Linked DNA regions of Mus musculus: region 2 is linked to region 1. A link is a loop called in an ENCODE intact Hi-C map of the cell type or tissue named here. Cell type or tissue: heart. All regions are shown on one strand. Links, peaks and the distances in the headings refer to the core of each region. The heading gives the core; the rest is flanking DNA.

The links. Hi-C counts contacts between places; a loop is a spot of excess contacts. Peaks named below come from ENCODE experiments on the same cell type or tissue, not always from the same donor. Only the 100,000 strongest peaks of a DNase experiment are listed, where the experiment ranks them.
Region 2: a loop joins it to region 1, with 3 times the contacts of the local background. A loop is called at or near these places in 2 of 42 quality-filtered maps.

The regions. Positions count from the first base shown.
Region 1 is chr16:35,727,648-35,743,244 of GRCm38, forward strand. Slc49a4 (solute carrier family 49 member 4) reads right to left here. Exons shown (of 9, transcript NM_153550.4): 3 at 7,739-8,004; 4 at 6,290-6,419; 5 at 2,639-2,747. Among named protein-coding and RNA genes, the nearest start is that of Gm25967, 13 kb to the left of the region's middle. In heart, for the core only: a CTCF peak has its summit at 6,570 (motif pointing right); DNase peaks (open chromatin) are centred at 4,634 and 6,604; H3K27ac peaks cover 192 bases; H3K27me3 peaks cover 384 bases.
Region 2 is chr16:35,531,942-35,547,538 of GRCm38, forward strand. Sema5b (sema domain, seven thrombospondin repeats (type 1 and type 1-like), transmembrane domain (TM) and short cytoplasmic domain, (semaphorin) 5B) reads left to right here and starts at 9,421. Exons shown (of 22, transcript NM_013661.2): 1 at 9,421-9,661. In heart, for the core only: CTCF peaks have their summits at 8,463 (motif pointing right) and 9,186; no DNase peak of the experiment used is centred there; H3K4me3 peaks cover 2,974 bases; H3K27ac peaks cover 1,420 bases; H3K27me3 peaks cover 7,101 bases.

The DNA.
Region 1 (15,597 bases), core at 2,796-10,795:
TCAGTCCACTGACAGGTTAGTCCACTGACAGATCAGTCCACTGACAGGTCAGTCCACTGACAGGTTAGTCCACTGACAGATCAGTCCACTGACAGATTAGTCCACTGACAGGTCATTCCACTGACAGGTCAGTCCACTGACAGGTCAGTCCACAGACAGGTCAGTCCACTGACAGATCAGTCCACTGACAGGTCAGTCCACTGACAGGTCAGTCCTCTGACAGGTCAGTCCACTGAGAGATCAGTCCACTGACAGGTCAGTCCACTGACAGATCAGTCCACTGACAGGTCAGTCCACTGACAGGTCAGTCCACTGACAGGTCAGTCCACTGACAGGTCAGTCCACTGACAGGTCAGTCCACTGACAGGTTAGTCCAGGGACAAAAGGTAAGGAAGCAGAGATGTACCTTCACTTCGTTTCAATGATTCAATCTTTGGCCGGGCAGTGGTGTCACACGCCTTTAGTCTCAGCACTTGGGAGGCAGAGGCAGGCGGGTATCTGAGTTCGAGGCCAGCCTGGTCTACAGAGCAAGTTCCAGGACAGCCAGGGCTACACAGAGAAACCCTGTCTCAAAAAAACCAAAGCAAAGCAACAACAACAACTGACTTAAACATCATATCAAACAGCTGTATGTTCCGCATGGCTACTGTGCTGCTTCCCTAGAGGATACAAGGATGTACACTCACGAACTAGGAGCAAGCGAGGGTTTTTTCCCTCTATCTTCTGCAATATAGTCTTTGCTAAATCTAACACCTAGACTATTGAAAAATTGGATTCTGTTGATTACTCTTTTCTTGTTTAAAACATGGAGCATAATTTCCAAGGTTTTTGCATGTCTAATAGGACTGTTATATTCTACTTTGATGGGTGGTAAACATAGAAAGTGCACTCTTTAGTTGTCCTCTATGCTTGGTGACACTGCACTGTGGAGGACGACCTGTGTGTGCTTATGGTAGAGAGGAAAAAAGACTTGGACCTGTGTTTGGGAGGGCTCACTGTCACAGTAGCCTGTGGTCTTCAGGGCTTGCTGCAAGCTTTGCTAACGGTGGTTCATACAGAGTAAACCTTTGTCTACAGAAGGGATGATTTTTCATTCTGCACTTAATATTCACGAAACCTGGCTTGACAGCATAGGTCTGTAAGGCCAGATATAGGGAGGCTGAGGCAGGAGGATTGTAAGCTAAAAGCCTACTTGCATTATGACTGAATTCAAAGCCAGAACTGGGCAACTTAGTGAGGCCCTGTTTCAAGGGGGCTGAGATTTCATGACAGTAGTAGAGCCCGTGCCTAGCCTGTGTGAGGCCCTGAAGAGGTTTTGGGGTGCTGTGATCCTGGCTCCATACCACAATTCCACCTCTGTTGTCTTTGCTCTACTTTCAACTCTGTGGCAGGCTACCAACTAAGCCACTTGGAGCTCTAGGTATGCAGGCCATTTTTCAGCCTTCAGGAGCAGGAAGGAATGACCCTATTTAGGGCTACTAGCAAGCCTCCTCCTCATTCCTCTTTTCTATTTTTCTGCAAGAAGGGTGGGCAAGAGACTTGAACAGGCAGTCACAAAATAGGACATTCAAATATCCGCTAACAGTTGAAAAAGAAAGTCCAGATGTCCCTGTGAATGCACACAAGGCTCAGTCATTAGCACATCTATGAGAAGGCTTCAAACACTGCTGTATAGCCACGTGTTCTATTGACGGGCAGCAGGAGAAGCACCAGCTGCCGCTGACAGGACTGTAAGGGATACAGCTGCCTCAGACGGGACTTACACTGCCTGTCAAAGGAGGCATACGGAAAAAGCAGCAGTTCCATTCCAAAACACACAAGCAAAAGGACAGTGCATGAGAATGGTCACACAGCCCCACTGTGACAGCAAAGAGTGGGAGACAACCCAAGGGCTCATTAAAAGCAGATGGCCAGACTGTTCACTCAGAGCAATGGTGGCACAGTGGTATGCTGGGTCTCTATCTGCCTTTCCTACCAGCAAAGAGAATGCAGTACAGGCATCGAGCATGGTGAAAAGGTTTAATCTCATGGGTAATTCTTCCGAGTTTGTATATGTGTGTGTGTGTGTGTGTGTGTGTGTGTGTGTGTGTGTGTGTGTGTATGCGTGTGTGCTTGTGTGTGTGTGTGTGTGTGTATGCGTGTGTGCATGTGTGTGTGCTTGTGTGTACGCACTCGTAAGTGCAGGCTGGAGAACAGTGTGTGGAGACTCAGATCTCTCCTCCTGCGTGGGTTATGAGTATCAAACTCAGATCATCAGGGTTTACCCACGGAGCCATCCTGCTGGCCCATGGTTATGTTTTATAAAAAGGAGGCATCCTAGTTCGGAGACAAGAAAGTACTTAGAATAGCAATATATCAGGTGATGAGTTTGTAATTTATCAAGTATGAAACAAGGATGAAGGATAAAGTTACCCAAACTAAGGCTTTTTCTCTTTTGTCTATCAGTATTAACAGCAGCCAAAGAAATTCGAAACTCAACACTGATGTTAAAAATCAAGTTTTCAACTGTCCCAGAGGAATCTTGTTTAGTTAGGCAACACTTTACCTAATCTTTGAAGCTAAAATCAAAACTTATCACCATTATTTATAAATTAAATGAGCTAAAATACCAACAACATATACAGGTACAAATACTTACTTGACTGACATGCACTGGTGTTAAAATTAAGTCCAGAACTCCAGACCAGCCAGCAAACACACCAAGTGGTATTGCGTATGCTAAAGCAATCATCAAAAACCTCAAATTGCTGCAAAAGAAAAGATTATTACAAATTTAAAATGTAGAATTTAAACTATTTATGAAATACTTAAGTCATTTTGAAACCAGAACACAGAATAAGGAGTGTGTGTCCATTTGTTGATAAACTTGAAATTCTCTAACATTTTATTTTCTTATAAGAATGAATTCTGTGGCACCCAGCCCTAAATGGGATGATTTTATCACAGCCCTGCCCTCAAGGTCAGTAGATGGGAAGATTGTAAGAGCCAGAGTTGGTAGAATCAGGGAACCAGGACAGAGGCACATACAAACTCAGAGACCATGGCAGCATGAGCAAGACCTGCCTGGGTTCAATACACACAAAATCCAGCATCGAGAGGAGAGTGGACACAAAGTCTCACCCCTACCCAAGAAGCTCTTTGTATATATCTGCCGGGAGCAGGAAAATCAGTTTTCTTTAGTGGAATCACAGGGTAATATCAATCACACTCCAGGGCAGGCCCCACGCTCAGAAATAGTTGGCTAACACAAAACGGACCCCACGGTTCTTTTGTTTTGTTTTGTGTTTGGCTTTCTTAAGAGAGAATACGAAGCTGGGTGGGGAGGGACATAGGTAAGAGCCTGAGATGAACTGGAGGAAGGGAAAGATTATGACCAATATATATTATGAAAGTTACAAAGCCCCAGCAAAACAAGAGATTGCATAAGTATCCTTTCACTTATAGCTCTTAAATCCCCAGGGTTTGCTGTGCTATACTAGTAAGTTGTTATATTGCACTTAGGAGGCTGAGGCAGGACAGTTACTTTGAGTTTGGGGCCATGAGTTCCAGAACAGCCTGGGTTACAGATCAAGACCTCATCTTAAAAAAAAAAAATCAAAACTAAACAAAAGAAAACCCATATAGCATCTAGGAATAAACCAGGAAGGCCAGGGACTAATATGAAAGAGAGAGAGACAGGGAGGAAGGGAGAGAATAAGGAAGAGGGGGGAGGGGCGAGAATCTTAAACCTAACTACAAGAACAGAAACAATCTAAATAGATGCACAGTCTTTACACTCTCAGCCTACATGTAAATTCAGTGTAGTCACAACTAAACTCTTACTTGTATTTTTTTTCTAGAAACTTAAGAAATATGAAAAATAAAATTCCTTAAAAAGCTAAGTCACCCTTTAAAAAGCTTGGTGCGGAAACCCTTGTCCTGAGATAGCAAGACTAACTGCTCGGCCAAGGCAGTGACAGTGTAGCACTGGCTCACAACAAAGATGACCACGGAGACGGAGACAGAGAAATCCTACAAACAGTACAATGGCACTGCCAGCCACGTGCCAGGGATGCTTCCAGATGCTGCTCGCCATCTGAGGAAAAACGTCCTCCTACACCGGCTGCCAAAGACATTTACTAAGGTAGGATAAAAATGCACATGTGAAAGACAAAACCAACAAGCAATAACTTTAAAAACTGTGCAAAATGATTAGGCAGACAGGAGACCGGGAGTAGATACTTGAAAGTGTTTAGATCGAAGAGAGATTTATACTTAAAATATGCACACCATTTAAGAACTACCATTAAAAATTGGGCAAAACTGTGGAGAGCAACTTAAGTAGATGAAGTCTAATAAGCCACAAATCATAGGATGAGAGTCTGAACATATTAATTATGAGCTAATATAAATTAAATGAAACATAGCTCACAGCTGTTACAGTGGCAAAATCAGATAATTACAAACTGTTGATAATGTGACGTCCGCTGGGCATCTTTGAGATCAACCTGGTGATGCCAGGCAAGTTGGGTGTAGAGAACCTTATGGCCTAACAATGCACCAGCAGGCACATTCTCCAAAAAGACTCACATCTATGCATGGCATGTGAGGGCATCACCGCGGTTGTGTCTTGGCAGCAATGAACTGGAAGCAGTCCAGGTACACAATGGATAGGGGGATAAAAAGTGACTGGCTAACCCTGAGGGCCATTTGTTTACTGAGCAGTGGGGAGACAACTTGAGAAGAAAAAGAGAGCTCTCCACATATCAAGGACTACCCTCACCAGCGAAATCACGTAAAACAAAGACAAAAGAGAGACCTAGGGCTGTGGCTCAGTGCCAGAGTACTGGCGTAGTGAGCACAGGCCCTGCCTCAATCCTCAGGGCCACTGACAACCAAATGCAGTGACAATTTTGGTTTCTTTAAAACCCCAGTTATGCTATGTGGGTTGAGGGGAATTGAACCTGGGTCCTCTGGAAAAGCAGCCACTGATCCATCTCTCTAGCCCCAAGTGTTTGCATGCTGCCTGCTGCCTCATGAGTTCCTTTAATAGTTCCTTGGACCAGGACCTAGACTGGGGGCTCACCTTGCATTTGGCCTGAATCCCTGGTGTGGGAGATGAGGCTGTTTCAGTTTGTCCACAGCCACTACCCATGACTGCCTTGTGCTCTAGGAGGGGCATGACCTTTGTCAGCTGCACACAGTTTACTTCTGGGGACTCTGGAGAGGTATAAATGGGGCCCCGAGAGGGCTGGGAGGGCCTCCGGCAAGGCTGCTGCTCCCCTCGCTGCTCCTGGTTGCTGCTGTTGGGGTTTGACGAGAAGATGGAGATATCCTGACTACAAAGATTGGACCGGCTCCAAGGAACCCAATGACCCTAATCAGCAGGAAGAAGCCTGGAGAGATCTATGACCTTTCCCCTCTAACCTTTCTCTCCTACCTAGCTGTTGGGGGTTAGAAGAGATTAGGATGGAATAAGGATTGGAAGGGAAGTGCAGGTATAAGAACCAAATCAAAAATAGCCACCCAAAATAGCCACCAACCAACCAATTAAACCTAAAGCTAAAGGGAAGCCCACCTCAGTGCAAAGGTTTGACTAAAAAGTCACAAGGAACACAAAGGACAGAGTCCTGTCTAACCACAGAGTGCGACATCTACAGACCTGACCTGGAAGTAAGTTTCCAGTGAGAGCCAGCTGAAGAACAAGGAGACTGACAGATATAAGAATTCAAGCCAAGCCGGGTGTGGTGGCGCACGCCTTTAATCCCAGCACTTGGGAGGCAGAGGCAGGTGGATTTTTGAGTTCGAGGCCAGCCTGGTCTACAGAGTGAGTTCCAGGACAGCCAGGGCTATACAGAGAAACCACCCTGTTTCAAAAAACCAGAAAACATTTTAAGTATTAATCTACATGGAATATGGATAGAGCAAAAATTAATGCCATCTTGTTATAGTGTGAGTTTTCAACATATATTTGTTAGAGAATTAAATAATTAGTATTTTAATTAATATTGGCATGGAGTACTTACAATTTGATTAATGCTGAAAAATAAACAGTTTGAATTATCCTTGAACATTAAGAATCAGGGGTGGGAGAGCTGAAAGCACCTCCCAGCCAGCAAGGCGGACAGCCTGAGTTTGATCCCTGGAACCCAGGTAAAGGTGGAGGAGAGAACTGTCTTTATTGTCCTCTGACCTCCATGCGTGTGCCACCCCCGTGACAGATAACCCCCACCCCCACACCCCCCCACAGAGAGAATGCAGCCACAGCTATGGCCACTGCCACACAATGCCCCTGAGTCTACTCACTCACCTTAGTAACCTACAAAAGCTCCGCCGGTAACTCAGCCGCTGGCTCGCAGCAGCGACACTGGGAGGAAGAGGAGGCCGGGGCGGAAAATAAGCTAGCGTGGCAGAGAATATTAGGCAGACAACTCCAAATTCTGAAAGAAAAATGAAGGTGAAGTGCTACTTATGACACAAGGGTCAATACTTATTTTTTAAATACCTAGCTCAACAAAGACAAGCAAAATTTGATGCCTCCACCAGCCCAGAGCAGAGGCTGGGCGTGTGTGCCCTTAAATTCCTCAGGCCACCAGTAGGAGGCGCGCTATGAACAAAGATGCACAGAGGTGCCTGGTTTGTGCCAGATCGCCAAAGGTTGAGAGATGAACAGTTACTCCACGGGAAAGCCCATCCAAACCCTGTAGGAGAGATTCTAAAGCAGCCTCAGAGGACTCTTCAGAAAGAAGGAATGTGGGAAGGGACCAGAAAGGATAGGGTTTTGTCTGATGGAGACGACTTCTGATTGAACTCACACTGCACAGGAAAGTTAAACGAGATAAGGAAGCAACTAAAACTAAGAAACGAAGAGACTGAGAGTGTAAACGTGTAATGTAAATGAAAATGTTCTCCTTTCTCCCTGATTTCAGTTTTACTCCGTCCACACCAAACCCTGAAATGCGAGTGTAGGGCTTGACTCAAAATAACAAGGGACTTGCCGGGCGTGGTGGCGCACGCCTTTAATCCCAGCACTCAGGAGGCAGGGGCAGGCGGATATCTGAGTTCAAAGCCAGCCTGGTCTACAGAGTGAGATCCAGGTCAGCCAAGCTACACAGAGAAACCCTGTCTCAAAACAAAACAAAAACAAAAACAAAGTAACAAGGGAGTAGATGCAAGAAACTAAGGTGATAAAGATGAGGGATTAGATTATGCTGAATTTTGCTTTAACTCACTTGCTAAATATTAAGACTCCCCATGTATACTTGTCTCTGCCTAGGCACTGGAATTTAGAAAGGTCAGTATGATTAATAGACTAACATATGGAGAACAATGAAGAATAAACTACAGGTGATTGGGGTGAATAAGGTGCAAGAATGTGACCAATAATGGGAGAAAGCAGGCTGAACACTACCAACTGATGCTTGACAAATGTTTAGTTAAGCATGACATTTAGACACCATGTCTAGAGAAATCCCAAGAATATATGCTACAGAGTACTTTATTGCAAGTGGAGTTAAAATGTAAAATTAACCAAGACTTTTCCATGTAGCAAGTATACATATTACATTTAGTGCTGTCCTAGGAAGGGTTGTTTCAAACAGGCATATCCATAAGATATAATGAAAGTGCATTCGAGTGCGAGTATCTGTCAGTCCTCAGGGGTCTCTGGTGATGTGATCTGGCACAGCAGAACTAGAGAGCAGAGACTGGAATAGAAACCAAAGAATACAAGAAGAAGAAAAAAAAATCTTCAAAGCACCTGCATACAACACGGTCTCGATTCGGTCTTTAATATGAGCCCTGCTACTCTCCGCAGCGAGAAGGGGTGCCGTCCCGTTGGGAGCTGGAACAACCAGGGGCCCGACGAGAAACGCACACGCTCCACCGAGGTAACTCAGCATTGATGCGATTGCTGTGGCAGTGGCTCGCTCGTCAGCAGAGAACCACGTCGTAGAGAGGAATGGCGCCGCATTCATGACAGTCGGACCTGCCAGTCCGTTCAGTATCTGTCCCCCATGGATTAGCCTGGAATTGGAAACGTTGGAAGTCTGTGAGACATTTGAAGCAAGCATTTTCTAAATGAAAAGGATATTAACCAAACAGCAGTTTAACTACAACAAGATATATATGCATACACATAAAGAATTTGACATTCTGAAAAGGTGAGCTGACCGACTTTCTAAATGACACGCTTTCTCTGGAGGGAGACCAAGGACACTCAGTTCACCATTTACTCACTGTGCCAATACCAAACTAAGAACTCGCTATAACTTTGGTGTGGTGGTCTGAATACCAATGGCGACCATGGCTCATAGATTTGAATGCATTAGTTACCAGGGAGTGGCACTATTAGGAGGTGTGGCCTTGCTGAAAGAAATGTATCATAGGGGTGAGCTTTGGGGTTTGAAATGCTCAAGCCAGGCCCAGTGTCTCTCTCTGCCTGCTGCCTGTAGATCTGGATGTAGAATTCTCAGCTCCTCTCCAGCATCATGTCTGTATACATACTGCCATGTCTCCCACCATGATGACAATGGACTAAACCTCTGAAACTGTAAAGCCAGCTCATAATAATCAAAAGCTTTCCTCTGTAAATGTTGCCACAGTCATGGTGCCTCCTCATAGCCATAGAACTTGGTTCATTTGTCCTATTCTTGTTTCAGTTTGCTGAAATATGTGAGCCTCGGCTCAGAAGAAACTTGCCAGGGTGCTAACAAAGGAAATTGAAAATTAGATTCAAAACACATTGTTTTTTCCTAGTACTCTGCAGCTCATTAACAGGTGCTAGAAAACAATACAGCTGAGCTCAGTATCTCATACCTGTTGCATGTCAGATAATAGGATTATATACACAAAACAATAATTAAGACACTTCTAATGTCAGACAGAAAGTCTCTGGGCTGGTTCAGTCACTTTGGCTGGGGACCAGCCCAGGGACAGGAATGCACCCTAGGCCATGCAAAAGAGACAGTGAGGATCGCTGGTTCTTTAATGAGATGCTGTACTTTCACCTGCCCCCCCCCCCGAATTTTGGCCCCCACCCCACACATTAGCTCACAAGGCTGCACCATGTACAGTGGTAAGTCTGCCTGCTTCTCTGAATTATTCAAAAAGGTAGGGTGACTTTCTTCTTTCCTTCTTTTCATCTCTTTTCTAAGCACGCTTCCCCCAACAATCTGGGCTCCCTTACTCTTTTCTAAAGCATCCCTCCCATGGTGTAGCTCTTGTCCACCCTGTGTGTGACCACTGTGCCAGCAAGAGAGGCCACGCTTTCCCTCCTCCCCTCCAAGCAGCCGCCAAGGTGTTATGGCTAGCCGGTTCCAGGCTTTACACGCTAATTCACGGCTCCATTTCAGTCTGTACTTAAAATCTTTTATCGTTGAGACTAAGAACCCTGATTTCCCTGTATCACTATCTGCTCAGGTGAGCACTGTGACCAGATGTCTGAATGGCCCTGGACATCGAGACTCCACTGCTTCTATAGAACAAGAAGGTAAGTTAAGACTGTGTATCTCCTGAGCATGTGCAAGGCTGGCTGAGCTCCTGGAACCTCTGGCTCACAAGACCTCTTTCTGGAGTGTGCAGGGACTGGACCAGGGCCCCACACTGAGGCCCCCAGTCCTAGCGCTCTGCTTCCGGCTTCAGGTACAAGGTCAGTGGAGGTCACACTTGCTTCCATTCCACCGCGCTCCTGTCCATTTTCCTAATCTGATACCTAGCATGCTTACCTCTCTGACCAAACCCTTTCCCCTTCGCCCTCCGACTCAACACACACTCACACATAGCCATGCGCAATCCTGAAGGAAAAAGCCAGAAGTCTAGGCAAGAAAGAGAGCCAGGTGTCTGTTCCCTACCTGTGCTTCTTAAGCATCATGCATATCTCTCTCTCTCTCTCTCTCTCTCTCTCTCTCTCTCTCTCTCTCTCTCTCTCTCTCTCTCTCTCTCTCTCTCGCATCTTATTTCCCGAAAGCAGAAAGAAGGAATAATGAGGCTGGAGGCAGGGGCCCAGGCAGAAGCTAAGTGAATAAGAAGTGAACTGTGCAAGGCAGGCCTACTTGTCTCTCCATGGATGTTACATAGGTTACTTGAAGGGAAAATATCTCCAAATGCCATTGATACTGCCAGGTTCAAAAATGAAAAAAAAAAAAAAGATCTCTTGTGTAAGAGAAATAATTTTCTGAGTGAAAGAAGTGAATTCCAAAGGTTTATGTGACCAAATAGTTCCCCCAAAGCCAGCAGATCCCAAGATGCCCACAGCAATGCTATCACACGATGTCTTTTTCACTATAGACCTGTGTAAGCATAATCAGTATGCAACTAAACTGTTTAGAACTCTCAAGTCATTCAAACGCATACATGAGATCAATTCCATTTGTGACCTTTTTTTGAAATTTTAATTTAGCAATGGAAAAAAGCAAAGTGAGAGCCAACCAGACGGCTCAGCAGGTTGAGGTGCTCCCTGCCGAGCCTGAGGGCCAGAGTCTGATCCTTGGGAACCCCAGAGCAAAAGGAGACAATGGCCTACCCCCACCTCTGTGGCCCTGCTGTGACACACATACTGTCTCCACCACGCTCACCATTAATGCTGTTACAGAAGATGTTGAGGGTGCAAAGGTCACCAGGACATCACTGTCACAGTATGGTGGCTGAGGGCAGGACAGAAGCTAAGCTGTGCTAGTTTATGGCCAAGGAGTGGTCTTAGGTAACTCAAGGTGTGTAATGTGGGAGTCTGTTCACTAGGCCTGTGCAGGTCTGTCTGCTGCGGCTCTGTTGCGCTTTCTCACAGGGCTTCCAGAGAGTTCTGTGTCCCCAACCTCAGCTCAACTGCTTTCGCTCCTTTCCTCCCAGCTGCTCTTCTCCTTCTCACTTGGCTTCTGCGAGCCCTGTTTATCCCTCCCCTGGGTTTCCATAGTGAGCAGCAGGGAGAGTAAGACACTGTGGCCCCTCCCACACCCACAGCCTGGGATGCAGGGACAGAACTGTGCACTCCCAGGGCCTGTGCACATAAGAGGTCTGTTGAGTCCTTAACTGTTCTGGGCATCTGTGGCCCCCAATGCCCTGCGCAGAAAACAAGCCCTGAGGGCCACATGGATGGCACCCATGCACAGCTGCAATCCTCATTCTATTCAATAGTCTTTCGATTCTCAAAGAAATGCCCCTGGCTCAGTTCTGCGTCTTCTGAGCACTCGACATCTCAGTTGCACAGTACCCTGGTTTCCTATCCTTATGCTTTCCGGCGTCGTGGAACAAACACCTACGATTCCCAAGTGACTCCCACTCACAATAACATGTGTAATCATGTAAAGTTTTGTAACTAAAACTTCAGACCTACTCCCTAAAGAAGTTAATAACACATTGAAAAGTACCATTTATAATTTTATACCTTCCCTTTCTCTAGAAAGCACTGCGTGGAGTCTCAGTCACATAACTAATGGCTAAGATGGAAATCAGAAGACTAGAAATCAGAATGCCAAGTGGCGCCAATACCCACGGGCCCCTCTGTTCACATACAGGCCTCACCCTGAAGGGTCTCTATTTACAAATAAGGACAATAAAGTCAGTGGCTGTTACAGTGCACCCAGACCGGGAGAGTGAAGGTGCACAGCACCTGGGACATTTTCCTCCTGAGCACAGCTCGTTGACTTTACCAGCCCCCAGGGTATGACCTGCACTGTCGAAGCCAGAGACTGACTGACTTTTAAAAACAGCACAAACTTCCTTGGGGTAAGCTAGTGCTCTTTACTTAAATTCTTTTTTTTGTTTGTTTGTTTTTTTATTTTGTTTTGTTTTTTGAGACAGGGTTTCTCTGGGGTACCCCTGGCTGTCCTGGAACTTGTTCTGTTAGATCAGGCTGGTCTTGAGATCAGCCTGCCACTCACTGCTGTCCATGTGCTGAGATCAAAGGTATGTGCCACCACTACCTAGCCTCAAATTCTATTTTTAAATATGAAATAATTTAGAATTAAAAAAATTACTTCTCTTAGACTTTAGTAACTTGCTCTCAGCTCCCAGCCTTCTGCCATCCAGCATAAACTCACTGATACTGAAAGTGGTTAGTCTAGAAACAGTCTGCCTTCTTCACAGCCCAAGAGAGGTTCTGAAGTAACTCCAGGAAAGAGGAAGTCAGGCAAGAAGAGACCTTAGGAAGTCCCCAGTTTGGACACTCGGTTAGAGCTTCTATTTTTAAATGAAAACTTAGTGTACTTTCCAATATTTAAACAATTTTGGCCAATTATGTCAATGTTCAAGGCAGCTGCAGCAGACACTGGAGGGAACAGAAAGCCTTGGCCTTAAAGGATTGTTAATAGTAGCTTCTAAAATACCAATTTATAGAAAGGACAGGGACATCGTGAAAAGCCCACTGAGTTACACACAAGAAAGCTCAGCCTCTGGGCCCCTTCTGCTCTGCTAACTGTAAAACTTCCATATCGATTCCCAAAGTGGTTGGACTAGTTCTTACTCCACCAGCAGTGTGGAATGTCCTCACTTACATCCGTGTGTGGGGTCCCCTCTGTTTGTGTCTAGGGCAGGACTGGATGTCACTTCTATTCTGACTAAGGTGAGATGGAATATTGATCAAGTTTTAAATCTGCATTTCTCTGATGCCAATGATAGCGAACGCTTTTTTTTTCACATTTACTAGCTATTTGTATTTCACTGTTTGAGAACTGTCTGCTCATTTCATTGGCTCATTAACTGACTGAGTCGTTTGTTTGTTGGCATTTGGTTTAGGAATTCCTACATGAACCCTCAGTCATGTCTCATTCCGTAGGCTGTCTCTTCACTTACTCATGTCTTTTAGTTACATGAAATCCCATTTGTCAACCGTCGGCTGTATTTTATAAGCAGGCAGAGTTTTACATAAAGCCCTTGCCTATGCTGCTATCTTCCCTCCTGTCAACACACAGCCTCGTTACAGCCGGGGCGGACCCACAGGGTATACCACCCCACAGCCACGGCACAGGCAGCATTTTATTCCATCCATACTGTGTGCTCCTCCAGGGATGACGGAATGGTCGCAGGTTTGGATCACACGGACACTACTGTGCCCACCTCCCTCGTCAGTCAAAAGTCTTTGCTTTACATTGTGCGGTAGAAACTTGAGGGCTCTTTGGAAAGTTGTTTGGATGGTGTTTTGCTGGGGCAAGCATGTGAAAGAACATTTTGTTTAAGTGAACAGAGGTGTGAAAGGCTAAGGCAGACTTGTGGAGGTAGGAAAGTTTCACTGAAGCAGGCACAGGAGAGAGGATGCTCTTAGGCCTACGCAAGCACTTGAAAGGACACGTGATGAAGGATTCTTCGCTAACGACAGGCACGTATTGGTCCACCTTACAGTGTGTAGTTGAGCTGCATTTGTCAAGACCCCACAGACAGGAACATATTTAAAAAACATCTGGGAGTGTGCTGCAGTTTGTTGCCGTTTCAAAGGACTCGGGCAGATTGGATGAACCTGCTGAGCCAAAGCACGTGGAGGACACGTGATATTTGGAGAGTATAAATAGGACTCAATGAAATGATAGACAGCTTGCTTGCTGGTACAGTAGCTGTGCAATGCTGTTGAGTCTCCAGCCTTCGCTGCTCTTCACTTCCCTGAGGCACAGCTGAGAACTTCTCCTGCTGTTCCTGTTGGTCCCTCCTACTGACTCAAGCCAAGGCTGAGGCCAGGCTGTCTTTGCTAGGTGTTGTTGCCACGGTTGCTGACCCAACTCTACCAAACTGGATTGCTGGTGAACTGTGATGTGTTTTCAAGTGAATCAAGCTGCCGCTGCCTGCTAACCTGCTCATTTCCAGACAACACAGACGGGAGTTGCTCCAAAGAACTTTTCTAAGCAGGTCCACTTCCACCCCCCCATATCCTTTCTTTTTCACTATCTCTGGTGGGTGGTGGGCTAACCAGGAGGTTGAAGTGTTTAAGAGCTATCATTAACAATACGGTGTGAAAAAATTAAAGTTACAACAACGAGTTTCTTTTTGGTACTGTTGCTCTTTCTCTTGGTAAATTGGGATTTTTCATTGTGTGTGGAGAGATGGATACATGTGTGTAGTGAATGTGGTAGGAGGATACGTGTGTGTGTGTGTGTGTGTGTTGCATGTGGTAGGAGGATATATGTGTGTGTTACATGTGGTAGGAGGATACGTGTGTGTGTGTGTGTTGCATGTGGTAGGAGGATATGTGTTTGTGGTAGGAGGCACTTTGTGGTGCATGTGCGGTTTATGCACAGGTGGGGAGGCCAGAGGCCTGTGTTGGGCGTCTTCTTTGTTTCGTTACTGACTGGCTAGAATGGCTGCCACCATACTTTGAGAGATCTGCTTGTCTCTCTGTTTCTTGTTTGATCATCCAGTCAGGTGGGACATTTTGGGGACTGGCCCTGACTAAAGTCCATCTCTTGGTCAGTATTTAATATTAAATAAAGGTTGCTTTAAATCTGGCCCAACATGGTAGAGTTGTTTTTTCTAATGACTCACAGGATTAACAACACAACCCTCCTGCTCCAGCCCATCCACCTATTCTTGATCAAACAAGAAACACTATGTTGTCTGAGCTGGGATGTTCTGGAATCTATTTGTTACAACAGGTTAACCTGCTTCTTGACTGAGAAATTAATCAAAACATTGGGAGCTACATGTCATGCTTGGCACTGCCCTAGTGCTTTGACTGCAGGCCACAAGGGCTGGCGACCTGTAAACGTACAGTAAAGCTGTCACTTACAGTAACTAGGAACTGGGTGGGAAATCCATGCAGCACTCTGAGTTTCCTGCCTCTTGCTCATTACTGTGGTTTGGATCTAGATCAGAGAATCTCAGCAGCGGGGCTTGGACGCTAACCTAAGGTACAACCTTTTGGGGTGGAGCCTCATGGAAGAAAGCTGGTCACTTCCTGCCTTGCGGTACACTTTCCTCTGACCTGGGGTGTTCTCTTATACAAGAACAACTCCATGGTTATCACAGCGGCAAAACCAAAACAGACACACTGATTCCAGGGGACTGAATGCTTCTGGCCTCCGTGGGCACCGGCACACACTTGTAAAAACCCACAGGTAGACACACGCATAACGCTTAGATTAAAAACAGGGAGAGTAAATTCAAGAGGTATAAAAACCATAACCAGGAGTAAAAGTCTTTGATGTGGTTGCACTCACATGAGAACCTTCTGACAAGCAGGTCAGGAGGCTAGAAGTGCTTGAGGGCTTTGTATACTGTCAGGATCCCACAAAACAATCCTACAAAACTTGAGACTGCTCAAGACCTAGAGTAGCCCCCGGGTCTCCATATCACCTCCTGATAGAAAGTGAACTGCGAAATCTGTGTCACCCCAAGAGGGGTGCAGAATTCAAGCACTCCTACCCAGCCACCGAGGACAGTGGATAGAAACAGTCTGAGCAGTCAGAGGAGCTACTTACTATGGATGTGACAGCACGGTTGCTAGACAAGGGACTGGATGTGTTCCCTGCACAGGAAATGCACAGTGTGTCTGAAAACAATCTGTTTCCTTTCTTTTGTTACAGTATCTCCAAGCTTTAGGATAGTTATCAAGGTGGTCCACATTAAACTGGGGAGTAGGGGCTGGAGATGCTGGCAGCTGAGCTATGCTTTGCCCCTTTTGCAGATGGATGTGCATGA
Region 2 (15,597 bases), core at 3,820-11,819, 190 kb before region 1:
GAATCCTCTGTTGGTGGAGTCTCCACTGCGGAGGAGCCATGCCCACTGCCTTCCCCATCACTGACCTTCAAGGTGGACATATGCCAGCCTCCCTGGGTAGCCACTTCTAACTCTGACATTCATCTCTCCAGACCCTGTGTGAGTTCATTTATATCTCCCTCAGGTCCTACATCTTGAAGTAATGTGCTCCAGGAGTTTATTACCCATTTCTTTTATTTGTTCTAGCTGCTCCTTGATCATCTTCCCCTCCAGCCAGTACTTGGCTGTCGTGAGTCTGTGTTCACCTTCTCGGGGTTATTGATGAGCTAACTGAGTCCCACCCTGTCCTTACCTCATCTCGGAGTTTTCTTAACCTTTATGGCTTGACTTCTCTCAGTCACACTAGCTTGTTCTTTCTCTCTTCCTTCCCCAGTGTCAGGAACATGCATGGGTGCAGTTATTGGGGGTGGTTCGCACCCCTTGCTGAAAACTGGTATGTTTTCTGAGCAGTTGGAGCAAAGTAGTATTTCAAATTCACGTAGTGGGAGCTGGAAATAATTTCAAACACCCATTCTTGATAGAGATGCTGGTCACAGGGTTTGGATTTGTTTATTCTTAAGCATACTGTACACGCCACGTTAAACTTACCTCTTCCCTTTCAGCCAATTTGTACAAACTAGGTTGATGCTAATCAGAACTAACATTCAGTGCACTTTTAAAATGTCCTGGGTTCAGCTTGTGCTGTTTCTTGTAATCCTTTCTGCAACTTCATGGTTTATGAGTGCCAACGTTTGAAGGAGAGGAAATTGGGAAGCAGAGACTAAACAGCTTGATCAGCACGCAGCCAGCCAATCGCAGTGCCTGGATGGAGACCAGAGGAGGCTGATGCTTTCAGCCTTGATGCTGTGAGCACTCAACCCTAGCTCTGGGTGAGACTCACCAGGAAGCTTTGGAAAACGTGAGCCCTTTCTCCTCTGCACACTTATAAAGGGCTGCATCCATCTCTGAGTCTCTGATCCACAGGATTAGCTGAGGTGGGACACGGGGGGGGGGGGGGGTAGGAGGACCTGGAATTGGAGGCTCACCTGGACAACATAGTGAAATCTTGTTTTTTAAAAAAGTAATCTTTTAGTATATGAGTTGTATCATTCTATTTATACTAATTTCCTACTTTTCTTAAGTTCTAGAGTCATCACCCCAGTTTTAGTGTTTGGTTATAAGAGAATTTGTTTGCTACAAAATCTCTCTCTCTGTGTGTGGCAAGGGTGAGCAGCTCAGAGCACAGTGCCACAGTTGGCCTTGAACATGTGTCTCTACTGCCACAGCCTCCTAAGAGCTAGGTTCACAGCACTGTGTCACCATGCCTGGCTCATGTTAGTACACAGTTTCATGTGGCTTTGGACATATACACAATACATAGCTGTCATCACCTCCGTGTCTGAGTCTCTTTCATCGTTCCAAATGAAATTCTACATCGGCTTAACAATAACTCCTCATTTTTCCCTCCCCCACCCGCAACACAGGCATGTTATATTTGCTTGTATGTGGATAGATGTAAGTATATGGGTGCATGTGAAGTCCTGTGTTGGAAATTATCCTTGATAGCTTTTCTATCTGCTCATAAATGAAGGATCTTGGTCAGACCCAGAGCTGACTGAGATGGCTACTCTCAACAGCCAGGTATTCTTGAGGATCCCAGTGTCCACCTTCAGAGGCTACGATTACCCTCATGTTGTCTTTCCTATCAAAGGGATTTAGCGCAGCAAGGACTCACATCACCTTCCCCTTAGAAGGTCTGTCATTTTTGCAGTCAATGCCCTGCTGATCTATCTTCCCTTTGATCATGAGTTCCTTTGTGCCACGCAAGATTAATCTTTGTTTTCTAACAGAGGAGAGCAGCCACAGCCCACCAAGCACTTACGTGGATTCTGGGGATCTGAATTCTGAGCCTCACGCTTTCGTGTGGTAAGTGCTTGCCGTCTCCTCAGCCTCTGCCTTCTTCATCTGTGAGTAGGGTACCACATAGATGCAGCAATGCAGCACTTGCCCTGATGTGTCTGGTTTCTTGCACTTACTCTCATCCCTTAAAAGATCACTCATGATGTAGCATCAATGAGGATGGCCTTCGTTGTTAAGGATGGATGTTACTCCTCCGTGTGTCTATATTATGTTGTGTGTATTTGTTTTTGTTTCCAAGCTCAGATTGGCCTTGGCCTTTCTATGGAGCATAAACTCACAATCTTCCTGCCTCAGTTTCCCAAATGCCACACACTCATTCATCCTTGCATGGACTCTTAATAATGGGGTTTTAGTAGCATACCTTCTGGAAAACACTAAACTTGATATTGCCCTGCTTTCTGTCACTAAGCTATTCCTCTTTCTCATGTTGATTTAAGTGTTTAAATGCCCTTTCCTAGAAAGCTTTATCGAAAGCCTAATGGACAGGTCTAAGTTGATTATGGGTACTGACTCTTCTCTTTTCTCAAGGAACTCCACCAATATCTTCTTTCTCCCTGCACCTTTTGGAGGTCGAAGGTGACTGCACACCCACCAGGGAGCTTCCCTATGGAACCCCGAGGTCTCCCTTTCCAATGACCTTATCCTCAGTTTCTTGTCTGGGACAGCTACTCAGGCATTCACCTGCTTGGATGCACTCCCATCCCCAGTAAGATGATCATCCCTTAACTGCTGGCTGTGTCCTCCCCAGCATAGAGCTGAGCCAATACGAGGGTGGCAAAAATTCTTATTTGATCAAAAGGAAAAAAAGCCTCCCTCCCTCTTCCCCTGCCAAAATTGAGGCTTCTTACTTATATCAGAAATAAGAGCTACATGCATCATTATCAAGATGCCATTCTCTCTTACATCCTCCCCCTCCCACTTCCCAGACCGAGGGCAGAGCTGGCAACAGGCAAACTGCTGGAGAGGCGCAAACTCTCCCAACCCAGCCAGTCTTTTTCTTATGTCTCACTTGGCTCCCACACTCTTCCCTTATAAGTACCATACTGAGTCTCATATTCTTTTCTCTTCTTCTCCATCTTCCTTTGGATGTCTAGGACCTCTGCAAGGTGCTGGCCAGCTCCTGAGGCTGTCACACCTGCCTTGTAACTGTTCCAGTTCCTCTAGTCTGCCACTGTCACCTGTCCCACACTATCAGAGGATTCCTGCAGCCTGGGGTGTTGGAGAAGCCCATCTCCTCTCCATAGCATTCAAAGCTTCTGTTTTTCCTGCCACCCATGATCCAGCAACATCTTCTCTCATCTTCGGGTGTACCCAGTCAATAACACTGCCACGAAAAGCTTCTCCACAGGTTGGGGCCGAGGTCACAGCATTACCATGGACCATTGTCTGCCTCTTGCTTCCTCAGCCTGCCAGCATTATCATGGACCATTGCCTGTTGCTTCCTCAGCCTGAGAAATTGGAACCATGGAACAGCAGAGACAATGGTTCTGAGAATGGAGCTTCTCTGGGCCTCTTAACCACATTGGAGGGGGTGGGTGTAGTCCACCAAACCTGGCAGAAGGCTCTTTCTTGAACCCTGCTGTTTTCTGTTTATGACCTCTAAGTACAAGGTGCACAAACTTTCTTAATGACAATCTTGGATGCTCTTGGTGAGATGTGCCTCTCTGGATGCTCTCCAGTAGCACCCATCCTGTCCTAACCCTGTCCAGCAATACCTGCCCTGTCTAGCCCCGCCCAGCAACAACTGTCCTATTGAACCTTGCCCAGCAACATCCACCCTGTTCTCATTCTGTCTGAGACCTCTGTCCAGGCCTCTTCAACCTGGTCCCAGGAAATCATCACAGATACCAGTCTCTCATTGAAAGTATTCTCTGGGCCCAAATATCCTATGAGGGACCCCGGCCCCTGGCCTGCAGTTGAGTGCTTCTTCTGCTTGTATCCTGGGTGCCAGGAAGTCTAGCAAGGGCCCTAAGTCAGCCATGCTCTTAGCTTGTCTCCTGATCTTCACACCCTTCCCTTGCCTCTGGCTTAGACACAGCCCAAATCCATATTCTATGTCAGAACAGTGGAAGAGAAGGGAGAGAGGAGCCTGAGGAGAGAAATGACACCCAAGGGCAAGGCTGAAACCAACACTATTTATACTGCAATGTATCTTCTATTGCAACCCACTTAAGGTAGCAACACTGCTACTATCTAAGAATAAATCAACTAATGGGGATGAGTTGATATTCAAGCCTCAGCTCTGAAAGAACCGGTCGCATTACTGGGCCTCAGTTTTCCTACTTGCAAAATGGGAACAGTTAATATTTGCATGCGCTAAAGTATTGTCGCCTGCTGCCTTTGCCAAGTCCTTTCCTGTGGGTTGAGGCTGCAGTATTGATCGGGTGGGTTCTACTTTCACGGCACGTACATTCAGATGAAATGTCAGGTGGCGATAGTCAATGGCAGAAACTGAAGCGAGGAATTGACCCATGTAGACATCTGGCAGATGGAGAGCTCTCCAGATGGAAACATCAAACACATCTCTCCTTGGTGAAAGAGCCTTGGGGCTTTGAGGGACAGCACAGAGGGGTGTGGCTGAAAAGAATCTGGGGAGGGAAGGTGTGATGTACATGATGTGGGAAGGAGCCTCATATACCTGGGTCTGGTAAGAATATGGCCATTTATCTAGAAGGATACGGGCTCAACAGGAGGGTTTCCAGCAGATGAATTACAGGATCTGACTTAGAAGGACTTTTGTCTGGAAAGTAGCCCAAGGCAGAAGGATGGAAACAGGTAGAGTAAACATCCAGGGACAGGAGAATGGCTGGAACTGGGGAACTGGCAGAGGAGGTGGGAAAGACCAAGATGAGAGTCTGAAAAGGAAGACACAGCAGGGTTTACCAATGGTTTCCATGTTGGGTGTGGAGTGACTGTGGCTTAGGGGAATTATGAGAGTGGTGGGGTTGGGGGCAGGGGGTACTGGTTGATTGGGTACTTGTGGTGGGATCGACCCAGGGCTCTGCACATGATGGCCAAGTGCTCTACCACTGACCCACATTCCCAACCCTAGGGAAATGGAGTTTTTATATACAACAGTGGAGTTTAAGGGAGGCACTCATTTGATCCTAGGTATCGCTCAGGGTAAGTGTGGGGAGCTCACAAGGTATTCATTCCTGTAATGCAATGGCTCTCAGCCTTTCTATTGCTACGACCCTTTAATACAGTTCCTCATGTTGTGATGACCCCCAACCGAAGCATCATCTTTGCCGCTACTTTATAGCTGTAATTTTGCTACTGTTATCTGTTATGAATCCTAACGTAAAGATCTGATCTAGGGCTCCCAGGGGGTCGAGGTCCACAGGTTGAGAACCACTGCAGTAGCAGGAGACCCAGCAGTTAGTTATATGTATCTGGTTTCCAGAGTGAGGTTAGAGCTGCAGACTCAACACAGCTTGAGTGTCAGCAGCACAGAGATGGCATTTACAGATGCTGATGAGAAAGAGCAGCTGAGGGCTCCAGTGCGCCTGTCCCCTCCACACCCATGCGGAGGTTAAGGAAATAGCAGGCGGAAGATACCTTCATAGACTGTCAAGTGTTGTGCACACTGCAAGAACAAACAGTATGACTCTGACCCGGAGCATAAAATAGAGCAAGACTGAAAGAAGTATGGGTAAATGGAGGGAGAGCATCATGGGATTCTGTGGGCCTGAGAAACCCATTATTGACACTCTCTCATTTTATCCACCAGACACTGCTGAGGTCTAGGAGGATATGAAAAGCTTGTTCCAGGTCATGCAGTTCCTCAGGAGCCTAGCCATCCTGGACCTGAGGCTTGAACTGCCAGTGTGACGCTGTTTCCACCACACAGCACACCTGCTCACGGTTCCTGCTTGGGCTCTCTCGGAATCTCCTAACCAGGGCCAAGTAATTCTTCAAACATAAATCTAATTATATCGCCTTGTGCTTTTTACACATGCTATTTCCTCTGCCTGGAATACTTTGCTTCCTCCCACTTCTGTCTGGCAAATTCCTGCCCCATCTTTCATTCCCGGTTAGAATAGCCCTTTTCAGGAAAGAAGTCCTGAGCTTGTCTGGTAGAGCTGGGCATCGGCCCTCCAAGTGCCCGTGGGGCGCTTGTCCTGGGGTTTCTCTTGAGCTTACTGGGGTTTACCCCCTTCACTGACTGCCTGTGAGGGTCTTCCTGTGACCTCTCCACCTCACATAGTGAGTGACACATTTAGAGGGAAGGAAGGAAGGAAGGAAGATCCCTCATGGTAGTTGAGGACAATAGCCAGGCTGTCATTTAGTGACACTTCAGTTCCTCTGACCTGAGTGTGCTTTTGGTTCACAAAGTGACAGTGACTTCTGAGATGGGCATTTGCTTCCTTGTCATCCCACAACACAACGAGCAGGCAATTCTGGGACCGCGAAACAATTTGGACATTATAAGTGATGGCTTCTTTTTTTGTTTTCAATTTTCTTTCTCCTATCAGTATACAACTGGCTGTTGTTTGCCTTTTGCTGTTAGACAAGATTTGTGCTTGTGCTGAGGCTAGGCACAGGCATTTGCACACACACACACACACACACACACACACACACACACACACACACACTGCCTCTCTTGGGAAAAGCTATACTATACCGGTTTTCAGAGGGAGTCACTCGGAAGGGAGAAAGGGAACAGCCTTGTCCTCTCAGCTTTGCCACCCTTGAACCTGAAAATGTATACTTCTTAATCTCTTGGAACCTCAGCTCTAGATAATTCGGGAATTTCTACATCAAGGGTGAATGCTAAGAACTCTGGTCACCCGCTACGTTCACTGCTCTTTGGCTTGTTTGTTTGCGATAATTTGGTATTAATTACTGTATTTACATTCAGCTTAATTAACAGTGTTCAGATAGGTGGAGGATGGCTCTTCCTAGGAGTAATTATTGCAGAGGTTATTGCAAAGGTCTAAGAAAGTGGCAGGAGCTGCTGCTGCTGCTGGAACCAGCGCTTCGGATTTTGTCCCAAGTACAATAATTCTAAGATTCTCTCCCGGCTAAGTTGGCCAAGCACCAGGGTATGCCTGGAGCAGGTGGTGAGCCAGGCTCAGGAAGAAACTGTCCCCTTTCTTAGTGTCCAGCCTCTGGAGCTCTCTGGTATTGAGAGTCCTTGAGTAATCACTGGTAATCAATACAACACAGTAGGATGCAATTAGGATTAATTAGCTCAGGGTTGCGAGCAGGCTTGCTCCTCAGCCTGTGTCTCTGAGTGTCTCCTTCTTGGCTCCTCCTAAAGATGATGATCACCTTTTCTGTTTCCCCCAGACAAGGGTGTCGCCTTTTCTCTTCCTGCGCCAACCTCCCTCCCCGGCTCATTCATAAGGAGAGGGGAAGCCAGGAAGGGGTGTGGGAAAGGCGGTGGGAAGACGGTGTGAAGGACGGAGGCTTTCCAAGAGACAGTGGTGGCCCGCAGAATCATCCAGAAGGCATTTGCCTATTTTCCCAGCCAGCCAAACAGCCTCCCCTCACTTCGTGCAGCTTATGGAACATTATGGTTTTGGTTTAATCAAACGGTGCTTCTAGGGCTTGGAGAGATGGCTCAGCAGTTCTCTTGCTGTTCTTGCAGAGGACCTCAGTATGATTCCCGGCATCCACACCAGGGGACTCACAACTGCAGATCCAGGGGATCCAATGTCTTCTTCTTGTCTCCACGGGCACCAGAACACACATGGCATACACTCACACAGACACACAAGCCAACATATAGAATGAAAAGAAATCTTTAAAAAAGATGTTTTATATTCCACATCTTTGTATCTTTGCCATGGTAAAAACAATCCTCTAGGGATTGGGAGTGTGGGGGAGGGTTGGGCCAGTGTGTATAGCATGGAAGAGGTCCAGAGATTCTAGAAACTGGCTTCTACTCTCCAGATCTCTTGGTCTGTGTAGCGCATACTGCTTCTTCAGAGCTGACCCCCGGCTTAGATGTGTCTGTGCTCAGACGACGCTTTCTCCCCATCCCCATCTTTGCATCTCTCTTTGGGTCCAGAATAGGTTTTATCTTTGTGAGTTCTTCTTTATGCAGCACATTACGAGCTTCAGCATTTTTCTGTTGCCCTAGAAAGACTATCTCTCTGAGGTCTGGTACTGTTTCCCTTTTCACAGCACCTCATAAAGGGCTTCCTTAGAGCACACCCTTTCTGTTCCACTACCCTGGAGGTACTGGAGGGAAGCATCCCGGGATTCCTACTGCCTGCATCCTGGGACTCCTACCGCCTCCATCACTATCTCCATCCTTCTGCATTTTTCCGAGGTTTCATTTTGTAACACGAAGTGCTTCACCTGGAATCGGTTCTAATTCTCCAAAGCATTCCAGAGAGACTCTTAGCGTTTTTATTCCCCTAAAGCATTATTTGGCGGTTTTCTCTGGTTTTCTCTTAGAAGCACACTTCTCTTGTTTTGATTGTTCAGGTCCTTTGTCTTTCCCACTTTTTCACTTCCTTAGCTCACCTTATTTTATAATTAAAGTACCTCTTCTGTTCAGCAGAGGGCTCCCTTTCCATCCGTGCTTGTAGCCCTAGCATCTAGGATTTGAAGCTTGCGCTCCTCGACTTTCTCTGTCGACACTAGATCACTTAACTTGGAAACAATCCCACCTAGCTTGGTGTGGCTGCGCTAAGGGTCCCTCTGCTGCGGACATTACTCCGTTCCTCTAGGATTGAACATTCTTTGGATACCCTCCCAGTGTTCCTGAAGCCATTTCACTCCCTGGATCCCCTGCTGGTTCTTCATACGAGGTTCGGTAGGGTGCACATCACTAACGTCAATTTACAGCCGAGGAAACTGAGACTTAGAGAGATTCACCCAAGATCTTGTAGCTTGTGAGGTTAACTAGCAACCGGTCAGCTCTGGCTTTTCGGTCCAGCCCAGCAGCTTAGCATCTCGCTGTTGCTGGAGTTGATTACAATCTCCCGGGTTTAGTACGCGGTCCTTTTCTCATTCATATTTCAAATCCACAGGCAGAAAAATGTTTCTACACAGCTAAAGGGGCTGGGGTATTGGGGACCCCAGGGTGTGTGTTGGGGGGAGAGCTTTCTCAGGCTCCAAGTTGGGGTCGGTTTGAGATGGGGATGGCAGAGAACGGTAAGGTAAAACCTAGCAAAAGATGGCAAAGGCTAGAGACCTAGGACAGAGGCAGCTTCTGTCCACCCATCCCCATAGCTCGCAAGCTAGGGGCCGGAGTTCTGCTAGGGGGCGAAATCGGGATGCAGGGCGCCCCCTCGCGCTCTCCCGCTCTCCTCCGGGCTGGCGGGTGAAGCGCCAGCAGTCGCAGGTCCTCTCCATCCCCCTCCTCCTTTTCTCCCCCGCTCCCCTCCTTCTCTCCTCTGGCTTCCAACTCCTCCCCCACGCCTCCCCCCCACCCCACCGCCTGCTCCCTCACTCTCCTCCTCCCGGCTCGCTCCGGCGCGCGGGGTCTGGAGCTAGTTGGAGCGCGGGGGTTGGTGCTGGAGCCCAGCTCCGCCGAGCCCCGCCGGTCGGCCGCGCATCCAGCGGCTGTTGGAGCAGCCGGAGCGCAGCCGGGCCCGACAGGAGTCGGAGACTGCGGCGGAGCGCTGAACCCGTAGTCCGGAGCCTTGCTGTTCGGCCGCCCCATTCCCAGACCGGCCACCAGCCCTCGGGTTCGTCGCTGTGGTCCGCACCGCCCTGAGCCCAGGGCCGCGGGGAGCCCGGCACCTGCGCGTGCTGCCGGGAGGTGAGTCCGGGAGCTTCCGGAGCTTTTTCCCTCGCCAGCTGGGGCTGTGAGTTGCAAACTTCAGCAACTAGGATAGGTAGAGGGGTGGGAGTCCGGGGGCGCTGGTAAGTTGGAGGCACGTTGGGGAGGCTTCAGGGGGCTGGAGCGCGGGTCCCGGGGCTGTCTGGGGCTACCTCGGCTGGGGCGCCACCGGAGCTGCTGCGTTCCTGACACCCGCTCGCTCTGGCTTCTGGCTCCACTGGGCTGCGATCAGCGCGTCTAGGCTGCAGCCGCGGCGGAGACCCAGATCGCGGGCCTGGAGTAGGGGGACTGACCAGGGAAAGGCTGGGGGAGCGAGGGGGCAAAGGAACGGAGACTGGGCCGAGACAGAGGTTCAGCAGAGGGCGGGCGGGGAAACCTGGCAGAGGAAGAGTGCGGGCGGCGAGGCGCGTGGGAACGCGTGGCCGGCCCAGAGTGTGAAATCTCCCGCGCAGGGACGTCCCCCATGCCGCCGCCACCAACCCGGCCCTCGCCTGATTCTTCCTAGACCCCTCCACCCCCTAGGCTACTCCAGCCTTAACTGGGCCCTTCGGAGCCCACAGTGTCCTCTAAGGCCCTGGATGGAGCAGCCCGGGGCCCCTTGCTCCTGCCTCAGCCAGTGAAGCGGGTGCGGCGGCGGGAACCTGGGACTAAAGGGGCGATTTCCTGATTTATTTTTCTCATGGTAATTTGTCTTTGTGATTGGGGCTGCCCATTCACTTTCCGCTCACGTCGTGCGGGAGATCCAGCGCGGAGGGAGGGATGGGGGGGGGGGTTGCGCTTGGGCACAAGGAGGGATGCGAACAGGAAAGGGGATCCGGGGACCCGAGCCGGCGGGAGCGGAGACAGAAGTAGCAGCAGGACCCGCGGAGAAAAAGCGAAGGTGAAGAGGATCGGCAGAACGATGTGGGCTCCGTTGCGGGCCTCAAACTTTAAAGAACCAGACGACCACCTGAAGCGCCGATCTCATCCCTTCTGGTTGCTTTACCGGGGCCCGGTTCTGAGTCGTCTCGCCCCGTTGCGCCAGACATGAGTAGGCGCTGAGTTTGGATCTGGAGCGGTGGCCTCGGGACCTTGCCCCCAGGCCTGCGATCCTCTTCTGGCTTTTGATAATTGGAGAAGAGCCTACAGAGCGCATCTGGTCAGCCCACCTTTAGTGGGCCATGCGCTCTTGGTCAGCCAAATAGGACTGGGGTATTGGAAGTTTGACTGTGTCTAGAACCTACACGATCCTGCCTTCACTGGCCCTAACTCCGATCTCTTTTCTCCACCCTTTTGTAAATTCAATCTCCTTCCACCCGTCTCTGCTCTCCCATTGCCTACCCGCATTCTGTACCGACTTGGACCTCATTCTGCGGTGCTCTGTTCAACCTCCCTACCTACCCACCCCCATCTTTTAGTCCACCCCTTTCCAGTCTTCCTTACCCCCCCTTGTTTTTTTTTCTTGGCATTTACAAGTGGCTTCTTGTCTTTCTGGAGCCCACGACCTTGAGGAAGGGGCAGAGGAGAATTCGAGCTTTAGAGTGGGACCTCACCAGTACGAGGGTGTGTGGGAGGGTGAGAGTAAGAGGCTTGGAAAGAAAACACCCTGTCTCAAATCTAGCTTCTTCCCAGTGCAGGGGAAAGAAGGGTTAAAACCAGAGTACAGTGGTGTGTGTGTGTGTGTGTGTGTGTGTGTGTGTGTGTGTGTGTGTGTGTGTGAGAGAGAGAGAGAGAGAGAGAGAGAGAGAGAGAGAGAGAGAGAGAGATCTGTGAGCAACAAGAACCTTCGACTTTCTGAGCTTTAGAGAGGATCCTCCAGGAGTAAAGGTCACCTGGGCTCTGGCAAATCAAGAAAGGTATGTGTACCAGGTGTGTGTGTGTGTGTGTGTGTCCCCTTCCGTCAGTCCTTTCTGCCTATCACCAGCTATCGCCACCAGTTTAGAAAGGAATGGCAGGCCTCCCATCTCTACCTCTCCACCAACGTGAACCTCAAGCATCTCTAAATCACCTATGCTGTGCAACACACAGTATTAGGTGCTGATAAAAATAATGTTGAGGTTCAGGGCAGAATTCCTGCTCAGTGAGGCTTGGTGCCCAAGCGGTGGGCTTAGGCTTTCCTAAGAGAACATTGGCTTGGTGAGTTTGATGGAACAGGACTGGGGTCCTTCCTCACCAGCTGCCTGTTTACAAAGAGGATCCTGAAGGGTAAGGGCCTGAGAGGGAGAGTTCCCTAATGACAAGGGTCAGACTAGAAAAGGCAGGGAGATTGAGAGGCAGTCTGATTGATTACATCTTTACATTGGGATAGGATGGATCCCGGCTCGAAAGTCCTTTCTTCCATCGATTCTTTGGTTTATGTAGGCTTAGAGTTTTGTTTTGTTTTGTTTTTAGATTTATTTGTTTTACTTTATTTATATGAATGCTTTGTCTTCATGAGTGTATGTGTACCATGTGTGTGCCTGTTGGATCCCTTGGAACTAGGACCGTGGATGGTTGAGAGCCACCATGAGAGTGAATCCAGGTCCTCTGCAAGAGCAACAAGTGTCTCTAACCACTGGGCTGTCTCGCCAGCATATTCTCCTTGACCCTTTGAGACAATAGCCTAGGCTGACCTCAGACTCGACACTCCCCCTGCCTCAGCCTCTTGGGTGTTGGGATTACAGGTATGGATTACCATGACTGGCCTCGTCAGTCAGCTCTTCTCCAGGTTAGAGATGGTAGAGGGCTCCAAGACTGTTGTTGCTGAGGAGATCACAAACTTAGACTCTGCAGAAAGAAAGGCAGGCAACAATGTGATGATCGCGGAGGCAATTAGAATGGATGGGTCTAAGGACAACTGGATGTTGAAAGCCAAACTATCCAGATGAAATGGTCCAAACAAATCAAACTTGTGGCTTTTAATGATCTGACTCACTATATTTACAGGCTAAAAAAAAAAAAAAAAATCGGGCAGTAGTGGCACACGCCTTTAATCCCAGCACTTGGGAGGCAGAGGCAGGTGGATTTCTGAGTTCGAGGCCAGCCTGGTCTACAGAGTGAGTTCCAGGACAGCCAGGGCTATACAGAGAAACCCTGTCTCAAAAAAAAAAAAATTAAGATTCTAAGACATGAGTATATCTGCTCTGGAGGGGCAGGCATGATGCTATTATGTTTCTCTGTACCTCGGGGAGCCACTGGAGTATTCCCCAACCCTGCTCTACATCCATTATGGACCTCAGCTTCCGCTCACCCCAGGGCCAAATACCAGTCTTCTGAGAGATGATTATGCTTAGGTCAGGGGTTCTGAGCTCCATGCACCCGCTGACACAAGGTTCCAGTTATGGAGCTGAAGCTAGAACTCAAGCCCCCTACCCTAATGGAACCTATTGGATGTAAACTAGTTTTATACTTACATAGGGGGAAAAAAATCTATGACTTTCTCTGTCCCCTGCCCACAATATGAAACAAACCTTCAGAAGTCGGATGAGGGAAGACTGGAAGTTCACATTAGTTCTTCAGGAGTCCTAAGGAATATCTAGAGAGCCTCAAGCCCTATGTGTGGTTCCAAAAGAGGGAAGGGGGTCCCCAGAAGAAGCAGGGGAGGGGTGCTAGTCATTTGTAGGAAAGCCATCCTAAGGGAGATGGAGAGATGGCTGTTCTTCCAGAAGACCCACGTTTAATTCCCTGCACTCACATCATAACTCAAAACCAACTATAACCCTAGTTCCAGGGGATCCAACCAATATGCATGCAGGGAAAACACCAATGAACATTAAATACATACATACATACATACATACATGCATACATACATACATACATATATTTTTTTAAAAAGTGAACTTAACAGGGCTGAAGGTTGCTGTGTGGATTGTGTGAACTTGAACTTGGTAAGAAGATGGTATTGGGTCTAGTTGTTCTGATCATTGACCATAACGCTCCTATCCTTTGTGTCGGTTGCCCTTCTATATTGTAGGGGCTCAAATAGATACTATAGTCAGCCAAGCCATTGATTCCACTGAGGTCTGAGGTGATAGAAGATGCAAGATCAGAGTTCCTGATCAGACGTGCACACCTGATCTCATAATACTGCCTCAAAGGACCCCAGGACTAAATTCTAAAACCTGCCAATCATGTCCCAGTAGCCAGAAGTGCCTCATGATCCTCAAAGGTTGACTTAGTGATTGTCTGAGCACACGGTAGAGGAGAGAGAGCAACAGAGGCAATGCATTTGTGTGTTTCCTAATTACTGACCACCTCCTCTGTGCCAGGCACTGTGCTAGGGGCTGTAGACACAGTAGCAAAGAAGACTTGTCTTTGGTCGCCCTTGGGGATGGATGAGTCAGCATTTCCAGGGGAACGCAATTACCAACATTGCCTCCACGTTTGTGATAGGATTTACTGTGTCTGTGTTTTCTTCCCTGTACATTTGTCTAGGTGACCTGACATCTAATGTCAACTTGTCCAAAAGATTTGGGAGTTTAGACTTTGGACTGAGAGGACTAGGATTCTACTTCCTTAGCTGATACCACAAGTCCCCTCCAGTGACTTCAGACTTTTCAATTGTCAAATGTGGCTGAACTCCCTTCTACATGGGCTCTCCTTTTGTAGCTTATATGGGTAACACCTAGAGTTTTGGAGGCATAAGGCTACCCTTTCCAAACCTCCCTCCTCTCAGCTTTGGTTTGGTGACATCTGCTGAGCTGAAGATCTTTGTATGTGTCGTTTCCACATCGGGCAGATGTCCTCCAAGGGTTCTATCTGAGGAAACCTTCCTTCAAGGCAAACCCAGGTATTTGGAGACAACAACTATCTGAAGGGAGTATTGGTTGGTCATTTATACTTCAGTTTGGATGCTAGTGGTCCTGACAATATCCTTTGTCTTACCAGTCACCTCATCAGTGTCTCCATTTCTCTAGGACATGCAGGGTGTATATGTGCACGGTAGTTACTTCTGTAGTAGTTTGCTTTAAATTCATAGCTTTGCATTTGAGTTCAGTCATCACTAGGATGGTCTTACCTTTCTGACAATGCTTAACTAACTTTGTTCTATATGTACGACGAGATCCCAAAGCAAGTGTCTTGGCTAACACGGTTTCCTTGAATCGATGGAGCAGAGCTCTCCTTTTGTAGCTTATATGGGCAACACCTAGGGTTTTGGAGGCATAAGGCTACCCTTTCCAAGCTTCCCTCCTCTCAGCTTTGGTTTGGTGACATCTGCTGAGCTGACGATCTTTGTATGTGTTGTTTCCACATCTGACAGATGTCCTTCAAGGGTTCTGTCTGAGGAAACCTTCCTTCAACCAGCTTGCGTGCTAGAAAGAGGCAGCTAGAGAAACTCCAACTGGAAGCAGAGCTCTTAAAGGAAATGGAGAGAAGGGAGCTGTGTGTTCTGTGGCCCTGCCATGCCCTTCCCTTCTGCTTTGGTGGTTTTGCCTTCCTGAGCTCAGAGATATAAGCCAGACCTTGCAGAACACATACTTTAATCTCAGCAGAAGCAAGGGACTTATTGATAAGAAGTTATTAGGGCTGGTGACTTGAAAGTGTATGTGTGTGGGAGGGGGGGGGAGATGATAATTTTCTGTTCACTTTGTTGCTTGGTATCCTGGAGAACGGAGGAGGGACCCTGGGCCAGCAACAGCTTGGCAGTATTTGACCTTGAGCTTGAGTCGCAACAGTTGACCTGTGTCCTACTCTCCCAGTTCTGTCTGGCCTGAAACTGGAGAGTAATGAGGACCCTATTTGGTCTTCCCAGAGTGCATGGAAGGCTTCAGTGCTACATGTGCTGAGTCTTGTCATGAAGCTGCCTCACCAATCTGTCTTTAATAAGAACAACTTAATCAGACTCACACATAGAACTTGTTTGAATTTGAAGCCCCACTGATATTATCAGACTATCTTTGCATTTGAACCAGCAACCTCATGGCTGGCTCACGTCTTTTTGTGATGGGAAAGGT